Linked DNA regions of Homo sapiens: region 2 is linked to region 1. A link is a loop called in an ENCODE intact Hi-C map of the cell type or tissue named here. Cell type or tissue: breast epithelium. All regions are shown on one strand. Links, peaks and the distances in the headings refer to the core of each region. The heading gives the core; the rest is flanking DNA.

Region 1 (9,247 bases), core at 715-8,714:
AACCTGTCTCTAAAATAAATAAATTTTAAAAATAAATTTTAAAAAACTCTAGGGAAACAGAATAGCCACATTTTCTCTACGGCACATAATTGCTATTATTTATTTCTCTCTCTTTTTTGTTTTGACACAGGGTCTTGCTCTGTTGCCCAGGCTGGAGTACACCGGCGTGATCACAGCTCACAGCAGCCTCAACCTCAACAATGAAAAGAAAAACAAAATGTTTTTAAGACGGTGTTTCACCATGTTGCCCCGGCTGGTCTTGAACTGCTGAGCTCAAGAGATCCTCCCGCGGAGCCCTTCTCCTGGCTCTTAGTCCATTATTGGATCAACATCACCTATCCCCTTCTGAGAACTAAATAGAAGTCGAAGGAGAGTTTTTTCTAGTCCACGGAACCCCCTCTCCCCTGATTCACCACTTCCTATTGACGCCACACCTATGTGAGGGGCGTTAATGTGCACAAGGACACAATTCCCCGGAGGCACTCTCATCCTGATTTGGTTTAACGAGTCACAGCGTGACACTGCCCCACTCCAGTTTTAAAAGAGGAAACTACAGACACACAAATACTGAGGTGCTCTTTCCCAAAGCTATTAAACCAAGCAAAAGCCCCCAGAAGGAGTCAGCAGGACACCGAGTTCCAGGCCCCATCCTGTCGCTGGCTAATAGTGACAAGGGGAAATTCAATACCGCCCTGTGAGTCTCAGTGTCCTGAGGTGTAAAAAGGAGTTGATGAAAAGTAACCTGCCCTCTTTAGAAGACCAAGCTGACTTATGTCAAGTACTCAAGGCAGTTTCACCGGGTGCTTGAGGAAGTTTGTGTCTCTTTACCTCTGCTTCCACCTCCATCCTCAGGTGATGAGAAGAGGAAATAAAGTGGTTAGAGCTCCTAAATTTTGGAGTTCGTGCGCATGTAGCAGAATTTTTTAAAAAGCAAGTAGTGTCCCTATCCCACTCTACCCACTTTCCTCCCTTCTTCTGGTGCCACATCCTACACAGAGAAATTAGGTGACCACAGATGGAACAAGCTCAGAACAGGTCACCCAAGCCCCCACTGCCACCCTCTTCCAGACCACAGGAAAGAGAGCGTGGCCGGAGACAGAAACAGGACAAGTGAGGAACCTCCGAGCTCTCCATCGCCAGACCAACTTCCCCAGGACCCGGGCCTGAGCCGTCGCTGGGCCCGTCGCCTTCCCCGGCTCTCGGCCCCGCCACGTCCCCACAGGGCGTCCCGGTGGCCGGCGACCGCTCACCTGCGCTGGACACAGTAGCAGCAGGAGGAGGCCAAGGGCCAGGCCGCGAGCGGTCATGCTGTGGCCGCGCAAGGCTGCTGACGCCGGCGGCGTTCGGCTGGTTGGGCTCCCCGGAGGCGGCTCTACTTCCCCGGGCTGTTTCAGCACCCCGCGCAGGAGGAGCGGAGGAGCAGGAGCAGGCGCTGACCGCGGCAGCAGGCTGCGCGCGCCGGTCAGGAAGGAAGAAGGCGTCGTCGGCTCCGCCCTTTCTGGGAGGTGCCGCTGCCGGGACTCCCTGGCCCGGGCTGGGGCGCCGCCGCGACCCCGCTTCAAGGTCCCCGTGTTGCCCTTCTCCTCAGCCCCTGCAATCCCCGGGGGCCAGGCGCGGGACTTATGGAGTCTGGCTCGGCCCGGGAGAGTATCTGTGGAGTTGTGCCAACGGTTTCTGGCCGTGATGCTTTCCCTTTTCGTCTCTGGGTTGGAGGGGGCGGGCGAGGTTTCAGCGAAGGGTAGTGCTGTTCTGGGGGACTTCCGGGTAAGGTCCCGCCCGGCCGCGGAGTCTCTGTTTATTTCGGCTCCGACAATTACGCTGAGCGACTTCTCCTCCCAACCCAGTCACCTGAAAGGAATCTGGACCCCGGCACTTTCTAGCAGAGCCCGGGGCGGTGACGCGCGGTGGCCTGACCGTGTGACGATCCGCGAGTGCGGCGGGGCGGGGCGGGGCGGAGCGCGGGGTGGGCGGTGGCGGTGCGGCCAGGCCCGGGAAAAAAAGTGCGGGAGCCTCGCCACCTGCTGGCCCAGCTGCGCAGCGCAGCCCGTGGGCGCGAGGAAACCCCGAGGTGGGGACCAGGGTCTGTTTTAAGTTCTACGTGAAGGCAGATAAAGAAGACGCGTTGTCATTTTTGAGCCATGCGTTTGATATATGTATTTATCTTTAACTCTAGTTGTATGTGTTTCTGGTAACGTTTTCCCTCAAATTTCAAGTATTCAGACCACTCAAAAGCATCTGTCATTTCCATTTTGAAGTTAAGAAAATGGAGGTGAAGATCTCTTTCCCAACAGTGAAAGCAAATTTACGATGAAAAGACTAAACCTTCATCTGGAGCAATGACCGAACCCCTCCCCAAGGAGTCCCATGATGCAGATGACCTTCCCATCCCTATCCTATAAAGTGCTGTTTCACTTTCTGTCTTGCCTTCTCACCTCCTCAGCCCTGAGATGTCCACCTGGCTGGCCTGGCAGTGAAACTATGGGGATTTCTTCAGGACCTTCAGCCTAGGTCCTCCACGACGACCTCGTGGTCCTCAGTCAGCTCTGTGCTCTCGCTTCCCACTCCCCAGGCTCCAGCTCCTGGTGCCCCCACTGAGGATCAAGTCCTGTGTATGCCTTCATGCAGGGATCCTCAAACGGCCATCCCCAGACCAGCAGCAGGAGCATCTCCTTGGAACTTGTTAGAAATGTAAATTCTCAGCCAGGGCAATGTAGCAAGACTCCCTCTATACAAAAAAAAAATTTTTTTTAAGTTAGCTGGGCATAGTGGCACACACCTGTAGTCTCAGCTACTAAGGAGGCTGAGGCAGGAGGATTGCTTGAGCCCAGGAGGCTACAGTTGTCTATGATCATGCTGCTGCACTCCAGCCTGGGTGATAGAGCAAGACCCTGTCTCAAAGACAGAGAGAGGTAGAAGAAAATGTTACAGTAAGATTTCCAAGTTTATAAATTACTTTGAAGGTTCTAAGTTTCCATAACCCTCCTTGGGGAAGAAGAATTCTGGTTCCTGTGACTTACTTCAGGGGTGCAAGACCGCTGGAGACAGGAGGGCAGGAGAAAGTCATGGGTAGACTTTGTTTCTGAGGCTGCTACTGAGACCTAATCTCCTTTAGTTCAAAGTACTTAGCATGCCAAAGCCTCCTACTTTGGGGTATCGTTTTCTGAGCTCCAGTAGTTGAGATCCGGAGACTTTTTTGTTGAAAGAATATTCAATACCATCTTCATAAGGACTATTCAGTGTTGACCTCAGAGCAATAAGTAGAAAATGGGGGGAAATGAAATTATTAGATGTGCATCTTTATAAATGTGCAGAAATACCTTCCAGAAAACTTCTATGTAGTGGAAAGCATACATATGTGAATATAATATACAAACGTTTTAAACAAGTGGGGATGTACAGTACACAGTTCTCATCTGGCTTCTTTGCTTTTAGCAGTATGCTTTCCTACCTCACTCCTTTTAATAGCTGTAAAGGATTTTATTATGCGTATGTAACACTTCTGAAGCCATACTCAGAGCAGTGTCTAAATCAATGAAATATAAATCACCAGCCAACAAGTATTTCAAAATAACTCAATTCCTCTACTTGCATTCCTGGTACATATGAAGGGTTTGTGTGGTCCTGGCAATACATTATAAATTTATCTTTCCTTTTCCTTTTTTCTTTTTTGAGACAGAGTCTTGCTCTGTCTCCCAGGCTGGAGTGCAGTGACATGATCTCAGCTCACTGCAACCTCCACATCCCCGGCTCCAAAGATTCTCATGCCTCAGCTTCCCGAGTAGCTGGGATTACAGGTGTGCGCTACCACGCCCAGCTAATTTTTTTTTGGATTTCATTAGAGATGGGGTTTCACCATGTTGGCCTGGCTGGTCTTTAACTCTTGGCCTCCAGCAATCCACCAGCCTCAGACTCCTGAAGCGCTGGGATTACAGGCGTGAGCCACTGCTCCCAGCCCGCTTTTCTTTTCGGTATGCTTTGTCACATTCCTGAGCTTGCCTGGAGACCACAAAGCCTGGCATCTTTCTGTGCCCTCTGCTTTCCCAATCATGCTGCATCACCAAAGTCTAAACACTTTTGAACATTTCCCTTGTAGAGGGAGAGGAGAAAGTTGACCCAAGACTAAATTATCTGTAGCTGGCAGATGGTAGGGGAAGGCTAGAAATACTTACGTTAATAATTTTTGATCCACTATGTAACTTATTTAATCAGTCTCTTCTTGGGCATTTAGCTTGTCACTTGTTACTGGAAATGATGCAATGAACATCCTTGTATCTTTTAAAAATGTTTTTTTCTGGGACAGAGTCTCACTCTGTTGCCAAGTCTGGCGTGCAGTGGCATGATCATGGCTCGCTGCAGCCTCTACCTCCTGGGCTCAAGCGATCCTCCCACCTGTGCACCACCACTCCTGGCTAATTTTTGTATTTTTTGTAGAGACGGGGTTTCACCATGTTGCCCAGATTGGTCTTGAACTGCTGGGCTCAAGCAATCTGCCTGCCTCAGCCTCCTAAAGTGCTGGGATTACAGGCGTGAGCCACCACTCCTGGCCCATTCTTGGATGTAAATCTTTGCAATCATGCGCAAATAGAACTGTTGGAAATACTTTTATATTGTTGGATCAAAGGAAATGGGTATTTAAGTTTTGATTGTTGTCAAATTGCCCTCCAAAGAAATTGCAGCCAGCAATGTATGGAAGTACCTAAATGCAATCTGTGATTTTATTTATTTTGTTTCTTATTTTAAAAAATATTGGGGCTGGGCACGGTGGCTCACGCCTATTATTTCAGCAGTTTGGGAAGCCGGGGCAGGTGGATCACCTGAGGTCAGGAGTTCGAGACCAGCCTGGCCAACATGCTGAAACTCCGTCTCAATTAAAAATACAAAAATTGGCCAGGCGCGGTGGTTCATGCCTGCAATTCCAGCACTCTGGGAGCCGAGGCAAGTGGATCACCTGAGGTCAGGAGTTCAAGACCAGCCTGGCCAACATGGTGAAACTCCATCTCTACTAAAAATACAAAAAATTAGCCAGGCATGGTGGTGGATGCCTGTAATTCCAGCTACTCAGGAGGCTGAGGCAGGAGAATCTCTTGAACCTGGGAGGCGGAGGTTGCAGGGAGCTGAGATTGCGCCATTGCACTGCAGTCTGGGCAACAAGAAATTAGGCTGGGCGTGATGGCTCACACCTGTAATCTCAGCACTTTGGGAGGCTGAGGTGGGTGGATCATGAGGTCAGGAGATCGAGACCATCCTAGCCAACATAGTGAAACCCCGTCTCTACTAAAAATACAAAAATTAGCCGGGGGTGGTGGTGCATGCCTGTAATCCCAGCTAGTCGGGAGGCTGAGGTGAGATAATCACTTGAACCAGGGAGTTGGAGGTTGCAGTGAGCCGAGGTCGCCCCACCGCACTGCAGCCTGGCTACAGAGCGAGACTCCGTCTCAAAAAAAAAAAAAAAAATTAGCTGGGCGTGGTGGCACACACCTGTAATCCTAGCTACTCAAGAGGCTGAGGCAGGAGAATTGTTTGAACCCAGGAGGTGGAGGTTTCAGTGGCCGAGATCACGCCATTGCACTCCAGCCTGGGCGACAGAGCAAGACTCCGTCTCAAAAAAAAAAATAAATAAAATAAAATTAGGATGCTTTGATTTGTATTTCTTTAATTATAAGTGAGATTAAAAATCTTTTCACACATTTATAAGTAATTTTATTTATTTTTCTGTGCTTTTTTCTTTTTTCTTTTGAGACAGAGTCTCACTGTGTCACCCAGGTTGTAGTCTAGTGGCATGATCACAGCTCACTGCAGCCTTGACCTCCCTGGCTAAAGTGATCCTCCTGCCTCAGCCTCCAAAGTGCTGGATAATAGGTATGAACCACCATGCCAAGCCAATAAAATTTTATTACCAAAAAAACCTTTGATTTCTTCTAAAATTTTTTTAAAAAGCTTTTTAAAAAATTTTTTTCTGCTGCTGATCTGCAACCTTCAAAGTAGGTAGTCCTTCAAATAGGCAGAGAAAAAAAGAATGCCTACTTACCTAACAAATTGCAAGCTTGCCTAGTTCCTAACCTGAAGCCTAAAGTTCAATAACAGAAAATGAAGATAGAACTAGGGTTTTGGGGTAATAGAATGTAATCAATGTCATTTAGTGACGTCTGAGGCCATTGCACAAAATACCAAAGACTGGTGTGACTTAAACAATAGGAATTTATCTGTTACAGTTCTAGAGGTTAGAGAGTTCAAGATCAGCATGGGGAGCTTATTTGGTTCCTGGTGAGGGCTCTCTTCCTGGCTTGTAGACAGCACCTTCTCCCTGTGTCCCCAGATGGTGTTTCCTTAAGTGTGTGCTTTCAGGGAGAAAGATTTCTCTCTCTCTTCCTCTTCTTCAACAATCCTATTGAATTAAGGCCCCTCCCTTATGACTTTATTTAACCTTAATTACCTCCTAAAAGCCTTATCTTCAAATACAGTCACCTTGGGGGGTTAGGGCTTCAACACAAGACATTTGGGGGAGCACAATTCAGTCCCTAGCACCTTTCCTTTTACTCAGGGCTGCATTATGACTTGTGTGGGCCCCAGGCACCTTTGCCTTTAAGGACCCCTTTTTCCTTCAAAAAAAAAAATTTAAAATGAGAGTTTCCAATTGCATTATAAAGACACATATAACGCTGGCTGAATTCATTATTATATGCTCATTATTACAGTATTCTTATTTTTGTTCTGATTTCAAAAGAAATTAAAATTAAAACATTTTCATGGGACAGTAAAATTATCACTGTGTCTACTGTGCCTAATAAGTTGATCTGGTTTTCGCAGCCAGCATCGTAGAACTATTCCCTATAGTAGTCATGGACATTGTAAATTTTTTGATCGCCTTCCCCAAAAAACCTCCAGGACCAGCAGTGGAGCTGGCTCTAAAAGAAGCGCCTATAGAGAGTGGGAGGCTGTCCAGCTGAACACAGGGAACAGCTCACACCTCCCTTCCTCCAGCAGGCTACGAATTGCCAACACATTTTGGTGAAATATAGGAGAGCTTTAGTTAATGCTTCTGCCAACCCCCTAAGGAGGTTCAGGTTGAGCATTTTTGAGAACTCTTTTTGTTAATAGACTTTTCCTTTTAATTAAGATATAATATTCATATATGAGGTATACAGAACTTAGCTGTACAGCTTGATGAGTTTTCTACTTTTTTTTTTTGAGACTGAGTCTCACTGTGTCACCCAGGCTAGAGTGCAGTGGTGTGATCTTGGCTCACTGTAAACTCTGCCTCCTGGGTTCAAGTGATTCTTGTGCTTCAGCATCCCAAGTAGCTGGGATCATAGGCACACTCCACCATGCCTGGCTAATTTGTGTATTTTTAGTAAAGACGGGGTTTCGCCATGTTGCCCAGGGTGGTCTCAAACTCCTGGACTCAAGTGATCCACCTGCCTTGGCCTCCCAAAGATCTGGGATTACAGGCATGAGCCACTGCGCCCAGCCAAGTTTCTTTTATGTGTTAAACACTTTTATTAGTTGTCTATTACTGAATAACAAATTACTCCAAAACTTAGTATATTAAATGAACAAACATTTATTTTATCCCAGTTTCTGCCAGTCAGGGATTTGGGTGGTTCTAGGTGGTTCTGGCTCAGGGTCTCTCCTGAGGTTATGGCCAAGAAGTTGGCCCAGGCTACCATCATCTGAAGGCTTGACTGGGGCTGGAGGATCTGCTGTTGAAGATGCTGTGGGAAGCTGGGCTCGGTGGCTCACACCTGTAATCCCAGCACTTTGGGAGGCCAAGGTGGGCGGATCACTTGAGGTCAGGAGTTCGAGACCAGCCTGGCCAACATGGTGAAACCCTGTCTCCACTAAAAATACAAAAATTAGCCGGGCATGGTTGCACATGTCTGTAATCTCAACTACTCGGGAGGCTGAGGCAGGTGAATTGCTTGAACCCAGGAGGCCGAGGTTCCAGTGAGCTGAGATCATGCCACTGCACTCCTGCCTGGGTGACTGAGCAAGACTCTGTCTCAAAAAAAAAAAAAAAAAAGATGCTGTGGGAAGGAGGCCTCAGTTCCTCCTCTCCATAGGCTGCTGAGTGTCCTCAGGACTTGGCAGCTGGCTTCCTCCAGAAGGAGTGATCCAAAAGGGATTGAGAGCAAGGCAGAGCCATAATGTCTGTTATGAGTTAGCCTCAAATGTTATATGCCATCACTTCTGCCATGTAATACTGGGCACACAGACCAGTCCTGATGCAGTGTAGGAAGGGGACCAGACAAGGACAAGAGGAGGGGAGCACTGGGGCCATCTTGGAGGCTGGCAACCACAACATCCATGTAGCCAACACCCAGAGGAAGGATATGGAAACTTTAGCACTTCAGAAGCCTCCTTTATGCCCCTTTCCCAGTCGATATCATCACCCCTCCTTTAACCGGGAGGCAACCACTCTTCTGATTTCTCTCACTGTAAGTTGGTTTTGCCTGTCCTTGAACTTCATGTAAAGGGAATCATACTCCTCTGCGTCTGGTTTCTTTCACTGAACATTATGTGTGTGGCTCATCCACATTACTTGTGGTGGTAGCATCTTTTAAAAGAATTGCTGTGTAGTATTCCATGGCTCAAACATATCATGGCAGACATCTGGGTTGTTTCTTCTTCCAGTTTGGGCTGTTACAAATAAAGGTGCTGTGAGCACTGTTGTACAGGTCATGTGTTCAGTATACACACTCAATTACTTTGGGTTCTGTGATAGACTTTTTAAACTCTTTACTTACGCAAGCCAAATTTTATAGACATCTTCATTTAAAATAGCTTACAGCTACAACTCATGACTTTAGTACCAATGGTTATGACCTACTCGGAAATGGGCATTGTTGCTCAGAATTCTGGTAAAATGTTACTCATCCTAGTAAGGAAGGATGTTTGAGTTGGTGATTAATCCAGTCATGGGTTGTGGTGTAACTTCCACTCAGTTAGGATGCTACCAGAGTTGGAATGACTTGTGGTTTAGCAGTCAGGGTTTCAAACTGGCATTGCCTTCCCTGCAGGATTTGCTCACAGGACATAGTTTCCTTTGCCAGGGGTGGTTTTTGATCAAATGTTTCCTAAAATGGAGAGTCCAACTCCTGTAAACTGAAGACTTTCTAAGACTATTCTTAAAACTTGAAATGTAGGAATAACAACAGCATTTCACTCATTAAAGCTCGGAGGATTCAATCCTAGTGAGGGAGGGAAGAAGAACCAAAGATAGCGGAAGGAATTTTTTCTGTTGACAGAG
Region 2 (9,171 bases), core at 1,146-9,145, 74 kb before region 1:
TCAGCATAGCCATTATAAAAAAGTCAAAGAATAACAGATACTGGCAAGGTTGTGGAGAAAAGGGAACCCTTATGCACTATTGCTGGGAGTGTAAATTAGTTCAACCTTTGTGGAAAACAGTATGGCGATTCCTCAGAGAGCTAAAAGCAGAACTACTGTTTGACCTAGCAGCCCCATTACTGGGTGTAATATGCAGAGGAATATAAATTATTCTACCATAAAGGCACATGCACGTGAATGTTCATTGCAGCACTGTTCACAATGGCAAAGACATGGAATCATCCTAAATGCCCATCAGTGACAGATTGGATAAAGAAAATGTGGTACATATATACCATGGAATACTATGCAGCCATAAAAATGAACAAGATCATGTCTTTTGTGGGAACATGGATGGAGCTGGAGGCCATCATCCTTAGCAAACTAACACAGGAACAGAAAACCAAATACCACATGATCTCACTTCTAAGTGGGAGCTAAATGTAAGTTATGAATGCAAAGAAGGAAACAACAGACACGGGGGGCTACTTGAGCAGGGGAGGGTGGGAGGAGGGAGAGGAGCAGAAAAGATAACTATTGGGTACTGGACTTAATACCTGGGTGATGAAATAATCTGTACCACAAACCCCGTGACATGAGTTTACGTATGTAACAAACCTTCACATCTATCCCTGAACCTAAAAGTTAAAACAAAAAACATTCAAACATTGCAAGATATGTAATATGGAAAGCAAATGTTCCCTATAATCCCGATAAATAATTATTATGAACAGTTTGGTGCATATTCCTCTATTTTTAAAAATAAATACAAACTTCTTTTTAACAAAAAGGGGAATGTTGTATATAAACTTTTGCAGCTAGCTTTTTTTTTTTTTGTCCAAAGTGTATCTTGGACATCTTTCTATATTTTATTCTGACTGGGTAGTATTCCACTGTATGGATGGACTGCAGTTTAAAAATTTTCTTGTTATTGGACATTGGCTGGTTTTCCATTTTTTTGTGATTACAAATAACCCTTCAGTAACATGCTTGTACACACTTCTTTATATTAGAGGGAGAGTTGCAGTATAGGTACGAACATCTGAAAAGCTGAACCAGTATCGCCAAATTTCTTCTAGACATGTGTATTTTCACTAGCAATATAGGAACTTCTGCTTTTCATACCTTTAGGAGGACTGGATATTATCAGTCTATAGACATTTGCCAACCTGAGAGGTAGAAAGACTTTTTTTTTTTTTTTTTTTTCTGAGACAGAGTCTCACTCCGTCGCCCAGGCTGGAGTGCAATGGTGCGATCTCGGCTCACGGCAACCTCCACCTCCTGGGTTCAAGCAATTCTCCTGCCTCAGCCTCCCAAGTAGCTGGGTCTACAGGCGCCCAGCACCACGCCTGGCTAATTTTTGTATTTTTAGAAGAGGTGGGGTTTCACCATGTTGGCCAGGCTGGTCTTGAACCCCTGGCCTCAAATAATCCACCTATCTCGGCCCCCTAAAGTGCTGGGATTACAGGCGTGAGCCACCATGCCTGGCCGAAAGACATTTTAATTTGCATTTTACATTACTAGGGAAGTAAGCATCTTTTCATTTGTATATTGTCCATTTGTATTTTGTTAACTTCCTCTTAAAATTTTTTTATTTTGTAATAATTATTTTGAGACAGGATCTCTGTCACCCAGGCTGGAGTACAGTGGCACAATCACGGCTCACTGCAGCCTCGACCTCCTAGCCTCACGTAGTCCTCCCACCTCAGCTTCCTGAGTAGCTGGAACTACAGGTGTGTGCCAGCACGCCCAACTTAATTTTTTTTTCCTTTTTTTTTTTTTGTAGAGATGAGGTCTTGCTGTGTTGCCTAGACTGGTCTTGAACTCCTAGGTTCAAGCCATTCTTCTGCCTTGGCCTCCCAGAGTGCTGGGATTTATGGGCATGAGCCACTGTGTGTGGTCAAAAATATTTTTTTTACTGTGGTAAAAAAACATACAACATTTATTATCTTAACTGTTTTTAAGTGTTCAGTTCAGTAGTGTTAAGTATATTCATTCACATTGTTATGAAATAGCTCCAGAACTTTTTTCATCTTGTGAAACCAAAACTATCCAGTAAACAACTCCCCTTATCCCTTCCCTGCAGCCCCAGCAATCTCTATTTTACTTTCTGTTTCTATGAATTTGACTCCTTTTTTTTTAAGATGGAGTCTTGCTCTGTTGCCCAGGCTGGAGTGCAGTGGCGTGATCTCAGCTCACTGCAACCTCTGTCTCCTGGGTTCAGGCGATTCTCCTGTCTCAGCTTCCTGAATAGCTGGGATTACAGGTGTGCGCCACCACGCCTGGCTAATTTTTGTATTTTTGGTAGAGATGGGATTTCACCATGTTGGCCAAGCTGGTCTTGAACTCCTGACTTCAGGTGATCCACTCACCTCAGCCTCCCAAAGTGCTGGGATTACAGGCGTGAGCCACTGTGTCCGGCCGAATTTGATTACCTTTTATACTTCATATAAGTGAAATTATACAGTATTTGTCCCTTTGTGACTGGCTTATTTCATCTACCATAATTTCCTACAGGTTCCCCCATGCCATAGCATGTGATAGGGTTTCCTTTTTAAGACTGATAATACCGCACTGAGCGTATACACCACATTTTGCTTATCCATTCATCTGTTGAGGGACATTTGGGTTGCTTCTGCCTCTTGGCCATTGTGAATAGTGCTGCTGTCAATACAGGTATGCAGATACCGCTTCAAGATCCCGTTTTCAGTTCTTTTAGATTTATACCCAGAGTGAGATTGCTGGAGCAGATGGTAGTTCTGTTTCTGAATATTTTAGGGAACCGCTATACTGTTTTCCATAGCAGTTACACCATTTTGCAATCCCTCCAAGTGTACAAGGGTCCCAGTTTCTCCATATCCTCACCAACACTTGCTGTTTTGTTTTGTTTTGTTTTTGATACTAGCCATCTTAATTGTGGTTTTGATTTGCGCTCTTTGTTGATTAGTGATGTTGAGCACTTTTGTGTGTGTGTTTTGGCCACTTTGTGTATCATCTTTGGAGAAATGACTAATTCGGGTCATTGTGCCTATTTTTAAAATCAAATTACTATTATTTGTTGAATTGTAGTTCTTTATATATTCTGATATTAACACCTTCTTAGAGATACAATTTGCAAGTATTTTCTCCGAATCCGGAGGTTGCCTTTCCACTCTGTGGATTGTGTCCTTTGATGTACCTGCCTGTTTCTTTTCATCTGTTCCAGCTTCCTGACCTATTAAGCATGCTTCTGAGATCTCTAAGGGGAACTAATTTAGAGGGTGTTAAGAGTTCTTTCAGGTTTTAATTTTGTTGACCTAATGAAAGTCATATAATTTAGAATGTATGGTTAGAGAAAATACACCTGTGTGTTAATGCCATGGTGCTTTGCTGTAAGGCCATCATCGAAATCTTAGTAATGACTGGCTGGGCACGGTGGCTCATGCCTGTAATCCTAGCACTTTGGGAGGCCGAGGTGGGCGATCATCTGAGGTCAGGAGTTCGAGACCAGCCTGGCCGCCATGGCGAAACCCCGTCTCTATTAAACTCCATCTTTACTAAGTGCCGTCTCTACTGTCTCAAAATAAAAATACAAAAATTAGCTGGGTGTGGTGGTGGGCGCCTATAATCCCAGTTACTTGGGAGGCTGAGGCAGAAGAATCCCTTGAACGTGGGAGGTGGAGGTTGCGGTGAGCCGAGATTGTGCCACTGCACTCCAGCCTGGGCAACAAGAGTGAAACTCCGTCTCAAAAAAAAAAAAAATTTGTAATGACCAATAGGAGAACTTTAAACAAACTTTAGACAAATTCCATACACACAGAAATAGAATTTTGTACATGTGATTGCATGGGAAGGATGGCTTGCTTTCTGGGGGAGTTCCCTATGGTAATCATTTAAAAGTCTGTCTTTCTGTTCTCTGCAGTGGGAAAGTATACCTTAAGGTTACCTAGATGGCTTCAGATCTTCAAGAAAAAAGTTAAAAAGAAAGAAGACTCTAGCACATCCTAATTATTATAGTTCTTAAGAAGCTTACGGCTCCTGCCCCTGACTTGCGCAGCAGTTCTTCAGTGCAGTGTACCATGAGCATTAATGTCTTGGGGGCTCTGTACAGTGTTCTGTAATATCGGAATATTTAGGGTACATTGAAAATGTGCCTGGATTATAAAGTACTGCATTTGTATGGAGTCTTATGAACACATCTGCTAGAAGAAGGGAGCTCCTCCCAGGCCCAGTGTAGACTGGAGTCGAGGTGGAGGCCAAGCAGAAGGCAGATCTGCCATGGTCTGGGAGGTGGCCGAGTTAACACATGGGGTCCTGGAGGTGTCAGTTTCTTTTGGCCGTTTCCTGGATGAGGAGAAATTTGTTGTAAATTGCTCTTAGGTGTATCCATGTGCTCCACATGCCCAGGCATGTGGAGGCACAGATAAGGATTTTGGAGGGAAACAGCCTACCCAGGCTATAATTGCTTTGTTAAGGGGCAGGTTCCCTAATCCACTCTTGGAGCCTTGTTTCTCATCTGGCTAATAGGGCCAGTGATGCCTGCCTCTCAGTCGTGGCAAAGAGTAAATGAGTTAGGAGGCTCTGTAAAGCACCAAGCATAGGGCTGGTTAAGTAGTAGCTGTAATAAGTACAAGTGAGAATGTTCATTTCACTTAGTGGGTTTCTTCTGCTTTTTATTCTCAGAGCGCACTGTAAGGATCTTCTGACAGTTTGCTGTTATTGATTTATTTATTAATTGAGACTGAATCTCGCTCTGTCACTCACGCTGGAGTGTGATGGTGCAATCTTGACTCACTGCAACCTCTGCCTCCTGGGTTCATTCAAGCAATTCTTGTGCCTCAGCCTTCTGAGTAGCTGGAATTACAGGCATGTGCCACCACGCCTGGCTAATTTTTGTATTTTTAGTAGAGATGGGGTTTTACCATTTTGTCCAGGCTGGTCTCGAACTCCTGACCTCAGGTGATCCGCCCACCTTAGCCTCCCAAAGTGCTGGGATTAGTTTGCCGTTTTTTAAATGAAGATCCTGTTTCTTAAACTCTGCTTCAGGTATTACCAGAGAAACGGAGTCTGAAACTCTTGAAGAGCCACAATCTCAATGTGAATTGGTACATGTACTGCCCCGAGAGCGCCGTGATCTTGCTGTCTACCACGGTCCTGGAGAATGTCCTGCAGCCTTTTCACTTTAGGGTAAGAGGAAGCCTCCCCTGAAAAAAACACCTTTCCCCAGTTGTCCCCTGTTCCTGTAGCATCCTAATGTGTCAGGCACGTTAGGGACAGGTTCCTCTAGCCGTAACGTCACCGCTCTGACCACTAGAGGGCACTCTGTATACCCGTCAGCTCCTGGAGCCATTCATTCTATGCTGGGCAGACAGGCTGTGAGAGGACATGGGGGACGGTGGAAAGGATCCAAAGACGAAGTCTGTGTTTATCCTTGTTGGTTTTACACAGGGAATGATGAAACATTGAAGGGGTTTAATAAGCTTTTCCTAAAACATTTTCCCCCTAAACAGGCTGGCACTATGTCGAAGCTGCCCAAATTTGAGATTGAATTACCAGCTGCGCCTAAGTCAACTAAACCCAGCCTTTCCGAAAGAGACATCGCAATGGCTACCATGTATGTCCGTGTCAGAGAGAATTCCATCCTGTGATTGCTTTCAGTAATATAAATAATAGAAGGAGTGTGTTACAAGCACCACGTGATGCCCTGACCCCTAGAACACATAAGGAGGACTCCCCTTGTTCTGGGTATTCAGTGTATAGGTCCTGTGAACATAGAAAACCTGCAGTGTTTTTGGCATTCCTTTTTGATTTTTATCAGCTTTGTGATGCTAAGGAATTCCTTTACCTTTCTAGCCTGATAAAACAAGAACATTGAACCAATTTATTTCTTAGTATCTTTGTTTTAGAATTTCTTCTTCTTTTTTTTTTTTTTTCGAGACAGAGTCTTGTTCTGTCCCCTAGGCTGGAGTGCAGTGGTGCAGTGTCGGCTCACTGCAGCCTCCACCTCCCAGGCTCAAACGATTCTTCTGCTTCAGCCTCCCAAGTAGCTGGGATTACAAGTGTGCGTCACCTCGCCCGGCTAGTCTTTGTATTTTTGGTAGAGACAGGGCTTCACCATGTTGGCCAGGCTGGTCTCGAACTCCTGACCTCAAGTGATCCACCTGCCTTGGCTTCCCAAAGTGCTGGGATTACAGGCATGAGCCACTGTGCCTGGCCAAGTTTATTTTTTTTAAAAGCTCAGTTAAATAATAATTGTTCTAAATAAGAAAATAGATTAAGATTTTATGTAACAGACATGGAACTAAATTACGTATATATAGAGGTATATTTTCTTTTACTTTTTTTTTTTGTTTGTTTTTGTGATGGAGTCTTGCTCTGTTGCCAGGCTGGAGTACAGTGGCACGATCTTGGCTCACTGCAACCTCCGCCTCCCAGGTTCAAGCGATTCTCCTGCCTCAGCCTCCCGAGTAGCTGGGACTACAGGTGCGTGCCACCATGCCCAACTAATTTTTGTATTTTTAGTAGAGACAGGGTTTCACCATGTTGGCCAGGGTGGTCTCGGTCTCTTGACCTCTTGATCTGCCCTCCTCAGCCTCCCAAAGTGTTGGGATTACAGGCGTGAGCCACCACGCCTGGCAGTACGGAGGTATATTTTCATTTGAAAAAGTGGATATCTCAGTTTTTAAATTTGTAATGAAAATTTTAAACACACAATAGAGACTAATAAAAAAGAACCCCTGTATGCCTGTATCTGATTCGACAATAGTCAAAATTTTGCTTCTAAGTTACTTCTGATTCTTCTGTGGCCTAAAACAGTGGCCCAAACTTTCAAACTTTATGGTAGTTAGTATAATGTTCTTTCATTTCTTCTTCCTTTTTTTTTAAACGTACTCTTCTGTGGCATTCCTGTTTATTTTTAAATTTTTTTTGGAGAGTGTCGCTCTGTTGCCCAGGCTGGAGTGCAGTGTTACAATCTCAGCTCACCACAACCTCCGCCTTCTAGGTTCAAGTGATTTTCCTGCCACAGTCTCCCAAGTAGCTGGGACTACAGGCGCATGCCACCACATCTGGATAATTTTTGTATTTTCTGAAGAGATGGAGTTTCACCATGTTGCCCAGGCTGGTCTTGAACTCCTGGGCTCGGGTGATCCTCCCGCCTCATCCTCCCAAAGTGCTGGGTTTATAGGCATGAGCCGCCGTGCCCAGCCAGCATTCCTGTTTAGACAATAGATAAAGTGAGAGCAGTCCTGGCTGAAGTGGAGGTGGGGACCTGTTCCCTCCCACCTTGGTCTCCTCCTTGTCCCTGGGCAGGCCCAGCACAGAGTTTACCACTGGACTAGAATATGCATTCAGGAACTGTTCACAGCAACATTTATTAGATGGCACTTAAATAGAAAAGGCTGAGCATGGTGGCACACACCTGTAATACCAGTGACTGGGGAGGCCAAGGCAGGGGGATCGCCTTGAGGCCAGGAGTTCAAGACCAGCCCGGGCAACATAGTGAGACCCTGTTTCTACAAAAAAATTTAAAAATTAGCCAGGCACGGTGGCACGTGCATGTAGTCCTAGCTACTGGGGAGGCTGAGGTGAGGGAAGATCGCCAAAGCCTAGGAGGTGGAGGTTGCAGTGAGCTGTGGTTGCACCACTGCATTCCAGCCTGGGTGACAGAGGGAGACCCTGTCTCTGAAAAATGAAAAAAAAAAATAGTGATTATATTTTCCTGTTATTAAGGAATATACATTCATTATACAAAACTTGGAAAACAGAGAAGAAAATGAACTTAGCATATCACTCAAGTATAACTATTACATGTGTTTCTTTCCAATCATTTTAGACTCTATGCTTAGGTTTGGGGTTTTCTTTTAAAATATTATGATCAAGCTGTGTTTAGTGTGTGTTCTCTTTTCCACTTAACTTTATAATAGGCTTTGAGTAACTGCATGTTTCTTTGTAAACACTTGTTGGCAGCAAAATACTCCATTAAGTGAATATCTTATAATTTACTTAACCGTGATGCCATTTAGAACAAAGGAATTTTGAATGGCCAGATGTGATTTATGTCTGTTTGTTCCCTAATTAGATACGGGCAGCTGTATGTTCTCTTCTTGAGGCATCATTCTCGGACCTCCAACAGCACAGGAGCGGAGGTGGTCCTCTATCATCTACCACGGTAGATTTCATGCTTTGTTTTCCCTCTCTCTCTGATTTTAAAATGTGAACTGCAGCTTGTTGATCTGTTTTTTGCTTTCTATCCTACAGAGAAGGTGCCTGTAAAAAGATGCACATATTGAAGTTAAATAGGACGGGAAAGTTTGCCCTGAACGTGGTGGACAACCTGGTAGTCGTGCATCATCAGGATACAGAGGTACAAGCTGTCTGCGTTTCTACCAAAGTTAAGGTTGCTTAAAAGCCTTGTGAAAATTGGTGGCTGGGCACGGTGGATCACGCCTGTAATCCCAGCACTTTGGGAGGCCAAGGCGGACAGATTGCTTGAGCCCAGGAGTTCGAGACCAGCCTGAGCAGCATGGCAAAACCCCACCTATATAAAAAATACAAAAATTAGCCGGGCGTGGTAGTGCACGCCTATAGTCCCAGCTACTTGTGGGGCTAAGGCTGGAGGATGGCTTGAGCCCAGGAGGTCGGGGCTTCAGTGAGTGGAGATCGCGCCACTGCACTCCAGCCTGGGTGATGGAGCAAGATCCTGTCTCCGAAAAAAAAAAAAAATTGGCAAAATGTCTGAATAAGACTAGAAAGTGCATTTTTATGCTAAGAGTTTTGGTCTTCCAGATGGAAATGGGTTTGGTAGTCTCAAGTAGTTTAGAAAAAAGTGATTGTGTCAGTTGATTAAAGATAATTCAAAACTATTTCAGAAACTAACGCTTGAGATTTGACCTTGGAAGAAGGTGGGAATCCGCTCCATTCCACGAGTACTTGAACTCTCTGTTGCAATTGTGAGCATGGATGACAGTGCTGGGGGATAATGGTTTTGAGGCCGTGTGGACCAGGACAACTAGAATGGGTCCTGTGGGCTGGGCCTCTGATATAAAGAAGCTGCTTACCTCCTCTACCCTCCCAGAGGGTGGTGACGCTAACTCTGTGACACGTGAGGATGTTTCCAGTTGAAATGACAGAGATCTGCTTAGGTCACTTTGA

What was found. Hi-C counts contacts between places; a loop is a spot of excess contacts. Peaks named below come from ENCODE experiments on the same cell type or tissue, not always from the same donor. Only the 100,000 strongest peaks of a DNase experiment are listed, where the experiment ranks them.
Region 2: a loop joins it to region 1, with 4 times the contacts of the local background. A loop is called at or near these places in 94 of 110 quality-filtered maps.

Annotation. Positions count from the first base shown.
Region 1 is chr18:23,585,037-23,594,283 of GRCh38, forward strand. It overlaps NPC1 (NPC intracellular cholesterol transporter 1), which reads right to left and starts at 1,470. Exons shown (of 25, transcript NM_000271.5): 1 at 1,251-1,470. The coding sequence starts at 1,307. RefSeq lists enhancers at 1-541, 542-1,088 and silencers at 1,112-1,211, 1,492-1,541, 1,892-2,141. In breast epithelium, for the core only: a CTCF peak has its summit at 2,097; DNase peaks (open chromatin) are centred at 1,465, 1,865, 3,975, 4,345 and 1 weaker place; H3K4me3 peaks cover 1,842 bases; H3K27ac peaks cover 3,949 bases.
Region 2 is chr18:23,510,792-23,519,962 of GRCh38, forward strand. RMC1 (regulator of MON1-CCZ1) reads left to right here. Exons shown (of 20, transcript NM_013326.5): 6 at 5,065-5,205; 7 at 5,529-5,632; 8 at 8,099-8,188; 9 at 8,278-8,383. It also overlaps a transcript of NPC1 not described here. Among named protein-coding and RNA genes, the nearest start is that of RMC1, 12 kb to the left of the region's middle. RefSeq lists an enhancer at 8,088-9,171. In breast epithelium, for the core only: a CTCF peak has its summit at 5,337 (motif pointing right); a DNase peak (open chromatin) is centred at 5,340.